Linked DNA regions of Homo sapiens: regions 2 and 3 are each linked to region 1. A link is a contact called in ENCODE Hi-C data. All regions are on one chromosome and are shown on one strand. Each heading gives the region's core, a stretch centred on a gene start or an enhancer-like site at or near the end of the contact. The rest is flanking DNA. Distances are from core to core; before and after follow the strand shown. Region 1 holds the start of LRPPRC (leucine rich pentatricopeptide repeat containing). Region 2 holds the start of FBXO11 (F-box protein 11). Region 3 holds the start of MSH2 (mutS homolog 2).

What was found. Hi-C counts contacts between places; a loop is a spot of excess contacts on that map. Pooled maps may share reads with other maps.
Region 2: a loop to region 1 is called in a pooled map, with 10 times the contacts of the local background. The contact joins the promoter of FBXO11 here to the promoter of LRPPRC in region 1. A Hi-C loop is called at or near these places in 6 of 50 pooled maps.
Region 3: a loop to region 1 is called in a map of CD4-positive, alpha-beta T cell, with 17 times the contacts of the local background. The contact joins the promoter of MSH2 here to the promoter of LRPPRC in region 1. A Hi-C loop is called at or near these places in 2 of 168 maps with a recorded cell type or tissue (CD4-positive, alpha-beta T cell and CD8-positive, alpha-beta T cell) and 6 of 50 pooled maps.

The regions. Positions count from the first base shown.
Region 1 is chr2:43,994,228-43,997,795 of GRCh38, forward strand. It overlaps LRPPRC (leucine rich pentatricopeptide repeat containing), which reads right to left and starts at 1,762. Exons shown (of 38, transcript NM_133259.4): 1 at 1,572-1,762. The coding sequence starts at 1,720. RefSeq lists enhancers at 1,313-1,964, 1,760-2,039 and a silencer at 1,340-1,659.
Region 2 is chr2:47,905,248-47,908,815 of GRCh38, forward strand. FBXO11 (F-box protein 11) reads right to left here and starts at 1,251. Exons shown (of 23, transcript NM_001190274.2): 1 at 242-1,251. The coding sequence starts at 473. LOC100506235 (a long non-coding RNA gene) reads left to right here and starts at 303. Exons shown (of 2, transcript NR_187636.1): 1 at 303-552; 2 at 2,071-2,920. RefSeq lists silencers at 24-73, 84-203, 564-753, 1,244-1,343 and an enhancer at 1,413-2,197.
Region 3 is chr2:47,401,401-47,404,968 of GRCh38, forward strand. MSH2 (mutS homolog 2) reads left to right here and starts at 1,756. Exons shown (of 16, transcript NM_000251.3): 1 at 1,756-2,002. The coding sequence starts at 1,792. RefSeq lists enhancers at 1,443-1,492, 1,497-2,207, 2,208-2,916, 2,283-2,342.

The sequences.
Region 1 (3,568 bases), core at 512-3,011:
AAGCCCAATAAGAAAATATAGGCAGACTCCAAATTACAAGTACGCTCCATTCCAAAGATTATAACTAAGTTGTTAAGAAATCATAAATTATTTCCTCCACGTAATTTTATGGCGAGATTAGGTGTTCAGGCTGGTCCATGAAGGTCCGCATAACCGTAGATATTATGACTCCTGTAGTAACCAACAAAGCACTTACTAGGCATCAGGCCCTATACTAAGTGCTTAATACAGATAATTCTGCAATATTCCTAACACTACTACTACTCCCACCTTATAGCTAAGGAAGCTGAGGCCTGGAGATGTTAAGTAACTTCTCTAATGGCATAATGCAGATAATTTGAGGATAAAATGCAGATAAATCTGGAGTAGGCTGCAGTCTGGGCCCAGCCTACTGCAGATCCCTGGCTCTCAGTCCTTACGCGAGCTCTCAAAGTACCTTAATTTACAAGCATCAGTCTTTCAAAATCATTTTTTCTCCAATGCTAAAAGCTCAGCACCTATCTCCCCTTCTCTGGTGGTCAGAATACTATTAATAACCAAATGAACACTTTCACCAACTTTTCTTTTCCCCTCCACTACAAAAGTCTATACCAAACCTATCTCTGATAAACCTCAAACCATGAGAGCATTTATTCGCCTATCTGACACCCACTTAGAGTTTAACTTGCCTTTGCATCCCCAGATTCCAACAGAGTGCCTTGCATGTGCTCATTCATTCAAAGACACTTACAGGACGGGAGCGGTGGCTCACACCTGTAATCCCAGCACTTTGGGAGGCCGAGGCAGGAGGATCGCTTGAAGTCAGGAGTTCGAGACTAGCGTGGCCAACATGGTGAAACCCAGTCTCTACTAAAAGTACAAAAGTTAGCCTGGCATGGTGGCGCACACCTGTAATCCCAGCTACTCGGGAGGCTGAGGCAGGAGAATCGCTTGAACCCGGGAAGCGGAAGTTGCAGTGAGCTGAGATCGCGCCACTGCACTCCAGCCCAACTCGCGCAACACCTTCTTAAATGCTGAAGGAAAACTCCATTCAAGAGAACGCAGGCAAAAGCCCAAAGTGATCATAATCCAGCGTCCAGCTTTAAGTCATCCGTGGCTCACCCAAACTCCCAACCCACTCCTCGCCGCCCCATCCCTCGCAAAAAGCTAAATTTCCAATATCTAAATGCTAGGTGGTTACTGATCACCAACGGTGACCGCACGTGGGACACCACCCAAGCTGGCCAAGTGTAAGGAAAAGACCACCACCCGACTTCCCAAAGCAGTCTTCAAAGCCCCCCTCATCTTCGTTGACCATGGGTACCCCGAGGGCAGTAAGGTCCAGGCTGAAGTGGCGGGGGCAGGATTCAAGCCGGAGGCAGGCCATGCCCACAGCCGTGACCTTCTGAAGGCGCTTAACCCTGTCACCCGAAAACCCCTGGTAGGGAGCGTGGTGCGGAGCCCGGGGAGGCTAGGTCCTGGGGCGGGGAGAAGGGTGGCGAGCACAGGCAGGACCCGGTCCCTGCCGGCACCCACGACCCCGGGGGACCCTGGCGCCGCAGCTTGCCTGGAGAAAGGGCCTGGGCACTCACCCGGCCACGGGCCCGGCGCGAGCGGCGGGCAGATAGGAGGCGGCATGCAGCCGGCCCGGGCCGCCAGGGAGGAGGCGCAGGGAGAGCGGGAGGCGCGGGGCCGCCCCGGCACGCAGCAACCAACGCGCGGATCTCAGCAGGGCTGCCATTGCTCGAACGTCCCCGCAGCGGGAAGCACGCTCCGCCAGAAGGACAGGAGGAGCATGTGACCGCAGGGTAGCCTGGCGCGGCAGAGACCAACTGCCGGGCGTGCCAAATGTGGGGGGAGCGACGGATTGTTTTAGGTTGGAAGATGGAAAACCGCACTTCTCCGAGGACAGAAGACCCAATGTAATATTTACATAAACGATGTTGCTTGATTCATTATCGAAGCTTTTCTTTTCCGTCTTCCGTCTCCGATCTGGGCATCGTGTTCATTCGCTGCACCCCTGCACTCCTCTGTTGGTAGAGCCGCAAGAGGTCAACTCCTCCCAGGTTGGCGCAGAGGCTTGTGGGAGGCCAACTAGTAAAAATACCGAGAACTCTCGAGGAGAGCCGACTATGAAGATCCCAGGACGTGGGAAGGTTTCCCCCGCCCCCGAGTGCAGATGTTGCTGCTAACGTTCAGCCCTGACGCCATGTCCAATAGGAACGGCCCTTCACTCTCAGAAACGCGGGCCGGAGAAACCGTGGAGGTCTTTTGCACCTTGCCGTTTGCCTCCCAGGTTCAACATGATAGGATGTGGATTATCAGGGCCTGGGAACAGTGTAAAGGAACGCGCAGGTCCCCACCCTAAGCGCGTACGCGGGGCCTCGCTTTAGAAAATAAATGAATTCTACCAAAAATCCTATAGTTTTAAAGCTGGAATTGAACTGACTCTCTTCCCCAACCCTCCACCCCTACCGCGCCTCTCCCTTCAGTAAATGCACATATACATGTGAGAAGTAAAAGAACAATGTAATTAAGAGTCTCCAGCCAAATATGGGGAGAAAACTGGCAAGTTAAACCCATCGCTGGCGAAGTGGCTCACGCCTGTAATCCCATCACTTTGGAAGGCCGAGGCGGGTGGATCACCTGAGGTCAGGAGTTGGAGACCAGCCTGGCCAACATGGTGAAACCCCATCTGTACTAAAAATACAAAAAATTAGCCGGGCGTGGTGGCGGGCGCCTGTAATCTCAGCTACTCGGGAGGCTGAGGCAGGAGAATTGCTTGAACCCGAGAGGTGGAGGTTGCAGTGAGCCAAGATGGCGCCATTGCACTCCAGCCTGGGTGACACAGCGAGACTCTGTCTAAAACAAAACAAAAAAACCACGTCGCTGCCTTCACAGGGCTTACAGACTGGATCGGTTCCCTGTGCACACGTGGGAAGCTGAGAACAGCCTTCCACTCCCTCTACACCTGCCTGTCCCCTACCTATCACGAGGCAAACGCGGCGGGTATTTCCTCTGGAAGCCCTCCCACGGTCATTTCCGAAGTGACTGTTTATCCCACTGGACTCCTTATCAGTTAATCCCACGAACTCCTTATCAGTAGGGACTGTGATCTCTTATTGTAGGCCATACACCTACCCAGTGCCAGACACACAGTAGGTCTCATTAAATATGTGTTAAATTAATGTCTATTTTGAGATGACCTAGCTCACCTCTCCTTTGAGAGATGAGGGAACGAAGACACCCGCTCCAAGCCCCCAAAAGAAACAAGGTGAATTGATTGACTCTGGGTTATATTACTGAGCACTGGGAATACAAGTTATTCACCTATTCAACACGTATTTATTGAATACATATCCAGTGCCATACACTATTTGAAATCCTAGGAATACAGCAGAGAACAAAACAAACCAACCCTAGATTCTAATTAAGCTCTTTAAAGTTTAATTTGGGAAGACAAAAAGAACTGTGATGCAAAATACGCCAGGGTAAAGGGATTGAGGGTGTCATGGGGGGAGTTGCTTTTTTTTTTTTTTTCTCAAGACAGGGTCTTGCTCTGTCACCCAGGCTGGAGAGCAATGGCACG
Region 2 (3,568 bases), core at 1-2,500, 3.9 Mb after region 1:
AAACCAAACAAAGCGCGGCCTGAGCGAGAGCCCAGGCGAGAAGGGAAGCCGCGGCTTTTCCTGCCGGCCGGGCCCGGCCCGGGCTGACACTGCGGCACCGGGGGACCCGCCTCCGCTCAGCTTGGGTCTCCCACCCCCAGGGCGCGCAGGCCGCCCCCGCCCGCCCGCCCGCCCGCCCGCCCCGGCCTCCCTTCCCGCGGTGCCCGGGAAGGCGGGCGGTTGGGAGGTAGCGCGGCCTTACCCCGCTCGCCGACGTTGTTCCGCTCCTGAGGCAGCGGCGGAGGCGGCGGTGGCGGCGGCGGAGGCTGCTGCTGCTGCTGCTGCTGCGGCGGCGGCGGAGGCTGCTGCTGGGGCGGCTGCTGCTGGGGCGGCTGCGGCGGCGGCTGCTGCGGGGGCTGCTGCTGCTGTTGCTGCACCGGGCGCGGCCGCGACACTCGCCTGGGTCTCCGGTTGGCGGCTCGGACGGAGTTCATTTGCCGGGCTGAGGTGGCGGCGTTGGCGGAGGGACACACACACGCACACGCACAGCGAGCTTCGGGGCAGGAGAAAGGGGTGGGGAGAGTGGGAGAGGGGGGAGGAAGGAGAGGGGGCGAGGGGAAGGGGAGACGCTGAGGGCGGAGGGGGCGAGCGGGACCCCGAGTCCGGAGAAAGGCCCGGGTAGACAGACGGAGACCGAGCGAGGCCGGCCGGGAGGGCCTGACGCACGGGGAAGGCCGAAGCCGCCGGGCGGGGCGGCCGCGAGGGACGAAGGCAGAAAGACGGGCAGACCGAGAGAAAGAAAGAAAGGGCGTCCGCCGCTTGGGGATCCCGAGGCGAAGCGCGGCGGCGGCGGCGGCGGCGGCTGAAGAGACAGATCCCGGTCCCGCCGACTCGCGAGCGGCGTCTCCGGCAGCGGGGGGAGTGGGCGGGCGGGTGAGGAAGGGAGAAAAAGAGAGGGAGAGAAGGGAGGGAGGGAGCAGGGGGCGCCCGGCTCTTTTTTTTCCCTCTTCCTCCCCCCCACACCCCCTGAAAGAGATTTCTGTGAGGAATTTTTCTCTCTTTCTTCGGTCTCTTCTCTCTCCTCCCCCCCTTCTCTCCTCGGCGAAGGGGAAATGAGTGTGAAGGGAGGAGATAGGGGGAAAAAGAGGCGTCGTCCTTCCTCCTCCTTAAAGGAACCTTTCCTCCTCCTCCTCGTCAGCCCTGTCGCCGCTGCTTCTGCTGCTGCTCCGTGGCAGGAGGAGCCATTGACACCGCCGGAGCCTCCACTCGCCCAGTCGGTCCCTCCCCGCCGCGGGGCTGGCCGGGGGCGCGGGGGAGGGCCGCGGGGCGGCGGGGGGAGGGGTGGGTGGGCGGGGAAAGGAGGGGCGGGGATTCCGTCCAGGCGGCCAATCTAAGGCGCCCGTACAACCTTCCGGCCAATGGGGCCTCCGCTCTTATCGCGAAGTCCCTTCAACGCCCTGTTTCCTCTCTCGGGTTTCCTCCCTCCCCCGCCTAGGAGGGGGAAAGAGGAAAGGGGGAGTGTGGCGGGGCGGGTGATAATGGGGAGGTATCAGGGCAAATAATAGAGCAGGGGGTGGGCGAAGAGAGCGCCAGTGCGTAGCGACGATTCTGGGAGAGGAGGTGCTCGGAGGAAAGGGCGGGGGTTGCTGATGTAATGGGGAGAAGTGATTAATCCTTCGGTTCGCCGTTTCAGCTTCCCCCCTACCCCAACCTTCACCCGATTTTTTTGAGCTGAAAAAAAAGTGGAACGAGGGAGCCAATCTTTGGTAACTCGGGTTTTCTGTGGTAGGTGGGTTCAAAATCTGAGCTGTAGGGAGCGCTAGAGATTTCGTGCCCTTTAGCCAAGCTGAGGGTATTTGCAAACCCTGAAGATTTCCGTCTCCGAGCTTTGGGCTTGGTAAGCGAAGTTTGGAGTCGGTGCCTAATCGTATATCATCTAAACCTTGAAAAGGCTTTGACCTTTGGCCAATTTGATTTGTTCTTTGAAGAAGTGTATACAATGTGTGGGAAAATAATATGTGAGAGGAGAGAAGTAAATGTGTTGATGTTGTGATTGTTTATGTGATTTAATTTTTAATTTTTTTTTTTTAGGTCCCACAAACTGCAAGGAAAAGAAAAACCCTCAACAGGAATTACCTTTATACCTGATGCCCCCAACATAATCTCTCTCCAAGGGAAACGTGTTTTTATTGCCTTGCGGCTGAAAATGTATTCTCGATTCTCCCCCTTCTCTCTTTTGTTGTGCATTTTTTGGATGTGGTAAAACTGGCAGTTTATCTGATTATCTGGTTTTCAGAACTTTGGGCGATGTCTCTGAGTGTCATCAGTTGCTCTCTAGGTTTGACATAGATAATTAAGCAACTACAAAGCGTGATAAAGCTTTTGAGAGGGAGGAAAATGTATTTTGGAAGGAGGGAGAGACGCAAAGAGGCGAGCCTGTGTGTTGAGTCCCAGACTTGGTGTGTGACTACAGGCAAAGTACTTCACCTTTCTAGATGTCAGCCCCGCCCCCCTCACCTCCCAAGTTTAAATAAGAACTTATTTTAGACTACATGATCCTGTTTTCAATTTTTAAGAGTTCTGTGATTTTGAGATGATCTCTCTTTAGTCCAGAAAAATAGAGAAACGTAGGTCTATGTTTGTTTCTCAAAAAAATATTTGAGGAGGACAGCTGTTACAAAACAGCTGGAGAACTCCAAATTTTTATGGTGGTTAGCTAGGTGCAAATGGGTACAATTTTAGGTTTGTTCAAATAAACATAGGGGAAAAGTAAAAGTACAGGAAAATTACGTTATACATATAAGTGTGTCCATCATTTCTGATTTTTCTAAAAATTTACTTTTTTATTTGACAAGTACTTTTTGGCTCCTTCCGTGTATGCATTAATATGTATATAAGGTGTTATGGGAAATACTAATAAAAGGAAAATATTGGGCATAAAGAGTTTGTATTTTGGTGTGGCAGAGTGGAAGTTTTACTTACATTAATTCAGATGTAAAGAAAATGTAGCTTGTTTATTTTCTGTAATTTTAACTTCAAGTCCCCACATCATCTCAATTTTTTAAAAAACATAACTGCTTTCACCTTTTATTTCCCCAACTCTCCTTCTAATATATTAATGGGAGGGGCGGGGTTTAGGGTTGTTATATGTGGTATAAGGGGTATCTTTTACATACCCTAGATTTCTAAGTTTATTGCAACAATTCTCTGACATATGGCAGTAAAATGCCTTGTTTTAGCAAAATTAGTATATTATGACAATTTCCTGATAGATGGTAGTAAAGTGTCTTGAGAAAGGAAGCACCTTTTTCAAATTCACAGAGTAACTGGTAGGGTGGTAGCATCCCTGAGGAATAGGGAGGTTTACAAGGGCATCTAAGCCACTAATGCCAGTCCTTATGTTGTCTTCTGGCGTGGAGTGGCTAGTATTGTCTGATGGCAGCCACTGTCGTTTATCATTTATTACTCATAAAACTGGTCATTTCTGTACTTTTGAGGCTGATTTCTTTTGCTGAAATCCATACATGAGCCATTTGCCCCATACACTATAACCTCTTTGTACTGACCCCGAGTCTCCACAGGTCCCTTG
Region 3 (3,568 bases), core at 506-3,005, 3.4 Mb after region 1:
CTACACCCGGCTAATTTTGTGTGTGTTTTTAGTAGAGACGGAGGTTCACCATGTTAGTCAGGCTGGTCTCGAACTCCTGACCTCAGGTGATCTGCCCGCCTCGGCCTCCCAAAGTGCTGGGATTACAGGCGTGAGCCACCGCGCCCGGCCAGCAAAAACCTTTTCTAAGAGTTAATTTTGCAGGATGGATCCTGAGCTCCTTCAGGTGTTTGATAACATTTTATTTATTTTTTGAGACAGAGTCTCGCTCTGTCACCGAGGCTGGAGTGTAGTGGCGCGATCTTCGCTCACTGCCCCCTCCACCTCCCAGGTTCAAGAGATTCTCCTGCCTCAGCCTCTCGAGTAGCTGTGATTACAGGCGCCCACCACTATGCCCGGTAATTTTTGTATTTTTAGTAGAGACGGGGTTTCGCCATGTTGGCCAGGCTGGTCTCAAACTCCGGACCTCAGGTGATCCACCCGCGTTGGCCTCCCAATACGCTGGGATTACAGGCGTGAGCCACTGCGCCTGGCTGTTTGCTAACATTTTAAAATTTCAACCTTCCTCTTCCTTAACTGGTCTTCCCCTACCCCCCCTCAAGACGGGGTCTCTCGCTCTGTCGCCCCAGCTGCGGTGCAGTGGCGTGAACATAGCTGACGGCAGAAGACCTCCTGGGCTCAAACGATCCTCCTGGCTCGTGCTCCCAAAGTACTGGGATTATGGCGTGTGACACCACGCCTGGCGTCAAACGTTTGTCTTTTTATTTATTTTATTTTGTATTTTTTGAGACAGGGTTTTCAATCTGTCGCCCACGCTGGAGTGCAGTGGCACAATTTACGGCTCACCGCAGCCTCGACCTCCCGGGCTCAGGTGATCCTTTCGCCTCAGCCCTGCTAATATCTGGGATCACAGACGTGGGTTTTACCATGTTGCCCAGGATGGTGTCAATCTCCTGGGCTCAAGTGATCCGCCCACCTCGGCCTCCCAAATTGCTGGGATTACAGGCGTGAGCTACCGCGCCCTGCCACAAACGCATATCTTCTAACGTACCATTTCATTTACTTGCTATATTCATTATCTGAATTTTCTCATATTAGAATGTAAGCAGAATAAAGGCAGTGATTTTTCTTTTTACTGGCGATCCTCAGAGCCAAGAAGAGTCTGGGACATAGCAGGCCATATAAATGTTTTCGAATGAGTGAATCATCAACGAGTGGATGAAACGATAATGTGGCTAACAGGCAGCAGTAAGGAGGCTGTGTAGAATAAACCCGTAATCCCGATGTTGGCAGTTTGCTTAGAAAGAAAAAGGGAGGCAGTCGGAGAGGGGCACACGTTTTAACAAAATACTGGGAGGAGGAGGAAGGCTAGTTTTTTTTTTGTTTTCAAGTTTCCTTCTGATGTTACTCCCATGCTTCCGGGCACATTACGAGCTCAGTGCCTGCCGGAAATCTCCCACCTGGTGGCAACCTACCCTTGCATACACCCCACCCAGGGGCTTCAAGCCTTGCAGCTGAGTAAACACAGAAAGGAGCTCTACTAAGGATGCGCGTCTGCGGGTTTCCGCGCGACCTAGGCGCAGGCATGCGCAGTAGCTAAAGTCACCAGCGTGCGCGGGAAGCTGGGCCGCGTCTGCTTATGATTGGTTGCCGCGGCAGACTCCCACCCACCGAAACGCAGCCCTGGAAGCTGATTGGGTGTGGTCGCCGTGGCCGGACGCCGCTCGGGGGACGTGGGAGGGGAGGCGGGAAACAGCTTAGTGGGTGTGGGGTCGCGCATTTTCTTCAACCAGGAGGTGAGGAGGTTTCGACATGGCGGTGCAGCCGAAGGAGACGCTGCAGTTGGAGAGCGCGGCCGAGGTCGGCTTCGTGCGCTTCTTTCAGGGCATGCCGGAGAAGCCGACCACCACAGTGCGCCTTTTCGACCGGGGCGACTTCTATACGGCGCACGGCGAGGACGCGCTGCTGGCCGCCCGGGAGGTGTTCAAGACCCAGGGGGTGATCAAGTACATGGGGCCGGCAGGTGAGGGCCGGGACGGCGCGTGCTGGGGAGGGACCCGGGGCCTTGTGGCGCGGCTCCTTTCCCGCCTCAGAGAGTGGGCGGTGAGCAGCCTCTCCAGTGCGGAGGCACGGGGGCGGAACGTTGGTGCTTGTGCGGATTCCGCCGTCCCCAGGTTCTGCTTGGCTCCGGAGGGACGCCCCCCTCAGCCCTGAAACCCGTGCCTCTCCAGCCGCCCCGGATCTGAACTTGTGATCACGGAGTGTTTACGTCGTGCCAGGCATTTTAATGCATTGTTCTAGTTCATTTTCCAGCAGTCGCATTCCTCGCCTTGGCCCTACATGTAGCGCTCATTACAAACACGGCCAGAATCTCTTATTAACAAACAGCAGCCAGGAGTGAGATTTAAAATAGACTGGGGGTTTAGGAGACCCTTTTATGACACGTAATTCTGCTCCCACGACGCTCCCATTTATACCGCCGGTCCAGCTAAGGGTCTGGTAATGGAGCGCCGTTGAAGAGCAGTATGATGAAGTGGTCAGGACCAACGGACTCTGGAGCTGGGCTGCTTGGGATCAAGTCGCTGCCCCTCTGCTTATTAACGTGTGACCTTGGGCCAGTCATGGACGCTATCTGCTTCAGCTCAGCATTCAGTGCTCTCCGTCACCCGACCCCATCTATCCAGGATTATCTCTCCCTGGAAAGCTACAAACGTCTCACCCTATGTGGGCCAAATGTTCTGGATAGGCCTAGTTAACCTCTTCTCTCCCTGTTTTCTTTGCGCTTTCTTGCAGCTATGTAGTTATGCTAATGAAAAGAGCATCCTAGGGGGAGCAGAGTTGTGGATTCTAGTCCTGACTAGAGGACTAGTGCAAATGCGATACTCCTGATGAAAAATGTTTCATTCGTTAGATATAAATGTGTTAGGCAGGGTTATGGACACTAGATGAAAAAAGAAATACCTCTACTTTCATAGAGATCACTATTGGACAGCAAGGCAGAAATAATTACAATTCAAGTTGGAGGCTTATGGAGGTGAGCTTGTAAGAGGTTACAAGAGGCGCCAAGGCAGGATCGCCAAAGACGGAAGACTTTGGAAGAGTCTCATACAACGGAAGAGGCGTTATATGAGACACCAAAGTCCACGTTGAGTCTTGGTGGACTAGAAGTTTGCTAGGGAGAGGGCTTGAAACGAGGTAGATTGGCGTTGCTGGTGTAGAAAAGGAAGGAGACTGGCCCAGGTGGGTGGGGTTAGATGACCAAAGGCTTTTAGTGTGGTGTTGAGCTGTTGAAATTTTATGCTGTAGCCAATGAAAAGTCTGAAATGTTTTTTTTTTTTTTTTTTCTGAGACGGAGTCTTACTGTGTCGCCCAGGTTGGAGTTCAGTGGTGTAATCCTGGCTCACTGCAACCTCCACCTCCTGGGTTCAAGCGATTCTCCTGCCTCAGCCACCGGAGTAGCTGGGATTACAGGCACGTGCCACCACGCCTAGCTAATTTTTGTATTTTTAGTAGAGATGGGGTTTCACCATGTTGGCCAGGCTGGTCTCAAACTCCTGACCTCAAGTGATCCACCCACCTTGGCCTCCCG